Regions from separate parts of the Homo sapiens genome. Here region 2 is linked to region 1. The links are chromatin loops, found by intact Hi-C in ENCODE. Cell type or tissue: PC-3. All regions are shown on one strand. Links, peaks and the distances in the headings refer to the core of each region. The heading gives the core; the rest is flanking DNA. Region 1 has its middle 18 kb from the start of CXCL5. Region 2 has its middle 34 kb from the start of PF4.

The links. A loop is a pair of places that touch in the nucleus more often than their neighbours do. Peaks named below come from ENCODE experiments on the same cell type or tissue, not always from the same donor. Only the 100,000 strongest peaks of a DNase experiment are listed, where the experiment ranks them.
Region 2: it touches region 1 in a loop (2.1-fold over the local background); 2 of 110 quality-filtered maps call a loop at or near these places.

What each region holds. Positions count from the first base shown.
Region 1 is chr4:74,014,942-74,017,870 of GRCh38, forward strand. No RefSeq gene overlaps it. Among named protein-coding and RNA genes, the nearest start is that of CXCL5, 18 kb to the left of the region's middle. In PC-3, for the core only: no CTCF peak of the experiment used is centred there; a DNase peak (open chromatin) is centred at 1,270; H3K27ac peaks cover 2,416 bases.
Region 2 is chr4:73,946,288-73,949,216 of GRCh38, forward strand. No RefSeq gene overlaps it. Among named protein-coding and RNA genes, the nearest start is that of PF4, 34 kb to the right of the region's middle. In PC-3, for the core only: no CTCF peak of the experiment used is centred there; no DNase peak of the experiment used is centred there.

The sequences.
Region 1 (2,929 bases), core at 109-2,608:
CCTTAGTTTCCAGGTGGTTGAAACCAAGTTCCCCCAGTTATGTCTGATTCATCGGAACCCAGGAATGCACCACCTGGAGATCACCTGCTGCGGTAGTGTGTTTCGTCCTTGCCTCCATCCTGCCCTTTCATCACCATTCCTTGCCTCAGTGTCTAGGTCAACACTCCCTTGTGTTTAGGATTGAACAGCCCCAGAGGCTTGTCCTCCTCATTTATTCTCAAAGAAACCTCATTCATTTCATTCTTTCTCCTCTTTTTATCACCAAAAGGCCTATCCGGGGAGTGAATCCTCTCAGCTGCAAGTCTGGGACGGGACTTCATCCTACTAGAGCCCTAGCTGATTGCTTGATAGTTCTTTGGTTTACACCACAGTTGACATCCATAACAGGAAGTGAGGTTAGGCCTTTTTCTCTGTGGATGTACATACTTAGAGGGAGCCTTTCCAAGGTGTTCACTCCACCCTTCTTTTCTCTTTCTGAGCAAAATCTTTCCCTAGAGTCCCATATCAGATATGATGTAAACCTTGAATTTTACAGTGAAATGTTTGCTTCAAATTTAACCATGATACTGATCTGCTTCAGTGTCTGACTTAAAGATTCATTTGTTACTGGTCAATGCATCTAACATTGAGTTTTACGGAAAACCCCTGATACTTAATGACAGAGGTAAGAATGAGCTGCCTGTTGATTTGCAGTATGAGGTGTTAGAGTGCCAAATATGAGATCTCCAGTAAAAACAATATTAATGCCCAATTATGCATTTCCATGACTGAGATCAGCCATTTCTCAGAGAAGTTTTACTAATCTGGCTACTTTAGCTCTGTTGATACCTGTGATACAAATCATAGTATTTAACATTTTGGTAAATACTGAAATTGTGAATTCGCTCCAAATCCATTCAGGCATGTTTATGAATCATAGAAGCTCTCTAAACAGTATGATTGGATGTGAGCTAATATTTAGGAGATTTACCGACCTATTAAAAGTATGTAAGTATATTGGAGAAGTGGGGAAAAATAGAAACAAGAGAGAAAATGCATTACAATTTGTTCTAACAGAATTTTTGATCTCTTCACTCCAAGTATTGTGAGTGAATGTAAAAATATAATTCAATATCTACAAAATGCTATAATTCATCTGTTGTGTCTCCAAATGCCAGGGTTGTAAACAGATTTCTCACTTGTGCCTTTCTTTGTCATTTGATAGCCATGTTGACTAAAGTGAGTTGCTTCCCTCTGGCAATCATTGCTGATGTTGAATAAACTTGTTCTTAACCTTTGTTATGCTGCTGGGACACACAACACTGGATAATGGCATAAAAGACTAACAGGATGTGGTATAACTTGACGCACTAAATCCTCTGCTAAATCACACTTTTTGTTTTACTCAACTGTCTTCCTCTTTTCATTTGGCATTTCATCTGATTAATCTTACCTCTGTTCATGAAATATAAAGGTCTAGCTAGGTCAACACTAGAAAGATTATAGTTGTTGGTATTGTACTTGCCCTTTACTCTAAATAAGTATTTTAACAGACAAGAAAGCTCTTCCTTATCTAAACATTTGTGGCAGAATAAGCTCAATGTCTTGAGTTTTCTAAATCTCTTTTTTTCTTTTTCTCTCATAATTCCACACTAGCCCACTGCACCTTATCATATATAATAACAACTAATATTTCATGACAACTACTTTGTTCCAAGTGTGTTTTATGAATTATATTTACCTAATCCTCCCAACAGCTATTTTTGCCCATTTTTCTGGATAAGATTATAGAGTTTAAGAGAGGTTGAGTGACTTGGCTGAAGTCACGCAGGAAATTGATGGAGCTGGAATTCAAAACCAGGCCATCTGACAGCAGAGCCCATACAGGTAACCACTGCCTGCTATTCTTCATTGCTTCTCCTAAGGTTGGCTTTGCATGTCCACAGCTTCACCTACCAAGAAGAGGGATGGGAATTTGATCTTTTTCCAATGACAAGCAGACATGTCAGAGAAGCCACTGTGCACTTTCCAGCATCCTGCCACCCATCTGGTTCTCTGTGCCAAGCTCGTCCACCATCTCCTTTCTCTGTATACCATTCAATCATTCCTCAAAACTTTTTTTGAGTTTCTACTAATACCCAGCAATGCTAAAGACACTGAAGATATAGCTATAAGCCAAAGATTTTCTCTTGATGAGTAATTATTTTATTAGAGCTGACAATTGACAAATAAGAAAAAAAAGATTGTGTGTGTGGATGTATATAGGTTTACATATGTATTTTATATAGAGTGATCTGAGAAAGACTCTAACACAATGATATTTGAGCAAAACCCTTAAAGAAGTAAAGGAAAAATTATGCAGCTCTGGAAAAAAAATATTCCAGGCATAGAGAAAAACAGGTTCAAATATTCCAAGGCAGGAGTTTGCTTGGTATATTTAAGTAGCAATGTGGCTGAGCGGTATTAACAAGTAGTCAGGGACTGTAATATTGGAGGGTTGTGCCTTACAGGGTGTGATGAGAACTTTCGGTTTTCTTTAAGTGACATAAAATGCCATTTGGGGGATTTTTAACAAAAGAGTAAAATGATTTTTCTTTCTCTTTGAAAGTTTTTCATATGCTGTGTGAAAAAATAGAAAAAAGGAAAGCAGAGAAAGATAAAGAGAGGACAGAGTAGCCCGAGTGTAGTGGTGCACACCTGTAATTCCATCACTTTTGGAGACTGAGGCGGGCTGATCGCCTGAGGTCAGGAGTTCGAGACCAGCCTAGCAACATGGTGAAACCCCACATCTACTAAAAATACAAAAATTAGCTGGATGTGGTGGTGCATGCCTGTAGTCCCAGCTACTCAGGAGGCTGAGGCATGAGAATCACTTGAACCTGGGTGGCGAAGGTTGCAGTGGGCTGAGATCGCATCACTGCATTCCAGCCTGGGTGACAGAGAGAGACTC
Region 2 (2,929 bases), core at 177-2,676, 69 kb before region 1:
CTACTGGTGCTCACAGGTACCTGTGCTGTCATTACAGTAATCCTGGTCAAGGGGTGGAAAGGTGTGCTAGAATGTTGTGTTGCTTTAAAACAGATCCTATCGTTAGTATTTCTGCTCCAATCTTTTTCATTTATTTCCTTTCTCACATTTTCCTGATTACTTAAATTCCATGGCAGAAAGGATACAAGAAAAGCCTTGGCCCAATGGAGGACAAAATACAAAGTGCCCCAAATGTCTTCATCCATTTCAAGCTATAATAAATGCTGCAAACTTCTAAATTAAAAAAAAAGCAAAACACACACATACACACACACACACACAAACCTGAGGCTGCTCTGCCTATGGAACAGCCGTTCTTTCGTTTCTTTATTTCTCTAATACACTTGCTTTCACTTAAAAGATAAATTACAAAATAAACTCAGGAATTTACAAAAAATTAACATGAAATTAAATTTTCCATATCTGACTTTCAGAAAGGAAAATACATCTGTACTTTACTAGGGGATGCACTTAGATGGGAGGGGGGTCATTTTTTACTATTGAGACAGATCCTTAATTTATTTTTCAGCCCCAGTTTTAAACACTTCATCTGTAAAAAGAAGTTTAAATATAAAGTCTCCATCTTATTTATTGTGAAAGATGTACAAAATCCATGACTGTATTAAAAAATACTTGAGCATGAGCCTAAGAGAAAAACCAAGAGAATTAAAGGGAAATTCAAATTTGTATTGGGGGTAGGAAATGACATATAACCTAAAGGTTATAAAGTATGTGACTAGCTCATGAATGATTGAAAGGCTGTGTGATTACCCCTTTTATTGTTACTCTTTTTGGGGGATTTGATGATAAACTGGCCTAGAAATATGAAAGTGATTCTTTAAAATTTGAAAAATGTAAATGTATTGTTTTGTTTTCTAATGGTAGTTGTAATACATGTTCATTTTATAAAGTTTACCATAGTCAGCAAGGCATGAAGAGGTTTTTTTTTTCTCTCTAATCTCTCTTCACGTTTCTCTATGAAACCTACTTTAATGGGTCACTGAAAATTTGCTTGTTTTTCTTCAATAAACATAGGAGTTAATAGCACATCATAGGTTTACATACTCCCATTCTGGATTATGTACTCTGCAGGAAAGCTGTAAAATCTCATCCCTGTTTGTCTCCAATGAGTCTGGTTCATACTAAGCACTCTACAAATATTTGTTGAAATAATGGATAAATAAATGGCTTTGGGCCACTGTTTTAGAATCAAAGTGTCCTGAGGTGAGTACATATGGAAATTGCCCTTGAAGGACAGCAGCATTTCCTTAGTATTTTTTTGCCTATTTCAACTCTCAGTACTGAATAAAACCTCTCAGTAGACCTAAGATGATACAGCTGGACCAGAGCCAGAGTTTAAATTTTAGAGTAAGAGCTAAGGAAAAGTATCTTACCTGGGACAGCTCATTTCAGAATATGAACCTTGGCTTAGATATCTTTGAAGCTAATTTCTGCCAAGTCCAAAGAACACACATGGGACCTGCAAAGGCATTCAGAGCCAGATTACCTGAGCTGCTTAAGTCTGGAACAGAAAAGGAGAAATGTCAGAAATAAAGCAAGAGAGTTTGTCACAGATGGAGCTGGAGTATCGGTGCTTGGCCTTTATGGATCATCTGTCTCATGGCGGATGGTAGGAGCCAGCTAATTCAAGGTTCATCATCTAGACAGAAAGTGAGTAAATAATAGCTACACTTCCGACACATTTTTAAATTAATCTATGTGTATAAGGCACAGTGATAAGTTTAGTAGAGAAGGTAAAGTTGGATAGAGTCCAGCTTCTAATGCAAAATTCTTATTTAGCCTGTCTACTTTCTTTGGCCGTGCTAGATTATTTATTTTTCGGTTTCTGGCATGATAATCTGATGATATGATCAGTCTACAAATACTTAAAATCATTCAGATATTATTGAGAATCATTCAATATATTAGATTTTGTCAGTTTTTTGGGGGGGTAAGGGGTGGTTATTGGCTTTTAAAAGCATTTTTGTATGTTGTTTTGCCTCTCCATTTTCCTAAGATCCTTTTCCGAACTATTTGGAGCTGATTATTAATTAAATAAATGATACTATGATCACATAATGTAAAAAAAAAAAATCTGAAATACAGGATTGCCAAAATTGCAAAAGAGTAAGGAAATGAGGAAACTTCTCTTGGAAATAATTACATAAGAAATTTGTTTTGGAGATTAAAACATTATTATGACTTTGGCATTCTGGAAACAACATTTAGGAAGTTGAGAGATGAATATATAAACCACAAATGAAAAAATAGCATACATAGCATAAAAACACAGACTTCAGCTAAGAAAAGTTTGAATAATCACAAAAACTTGATTTAAATATCATGCCATAGTATTTTCAATGTTCCGTATCCTCTACTTTTTCAGTCAGAAATATTTTTGGTTTAATTTTTTTTTCTTTCTGGGCTGTGTCCATATATTCAGAAGAGACATCTGAACAATACTGATTTCAGAGGGATGGTTCTGCTGGTGTGTGACTGAGCTAGTTCATTGACTGACATTTTTGAAGTAGTTAAGGATACTAAAGAAATATGAGATTTAATTACATATTGTGGAAATTATGGTGAAAGTGGAGAAACAAGAACTTGGTTGTGTGTAATATATCATCTGTATGACGCACATTAGAGTAAATATCTATTATCATATAAGATTGAGTGAGCATATATTGTAGCATCTGTGTATGATTGGACTATGTGGATGGACAGATGAGGGGAACTCTTAACAGAGTCCGTAATAGTTACAAATGTGACTGTAATGAAACGCCAAACAAATCACCTATGAGACAAATGGCATGAGCATGTCATAATGTCTATAAATAACTTGGCAAGATCTGTGAGCCTAGCATGGTCAGGAGTTGGGAAAACAGTATTT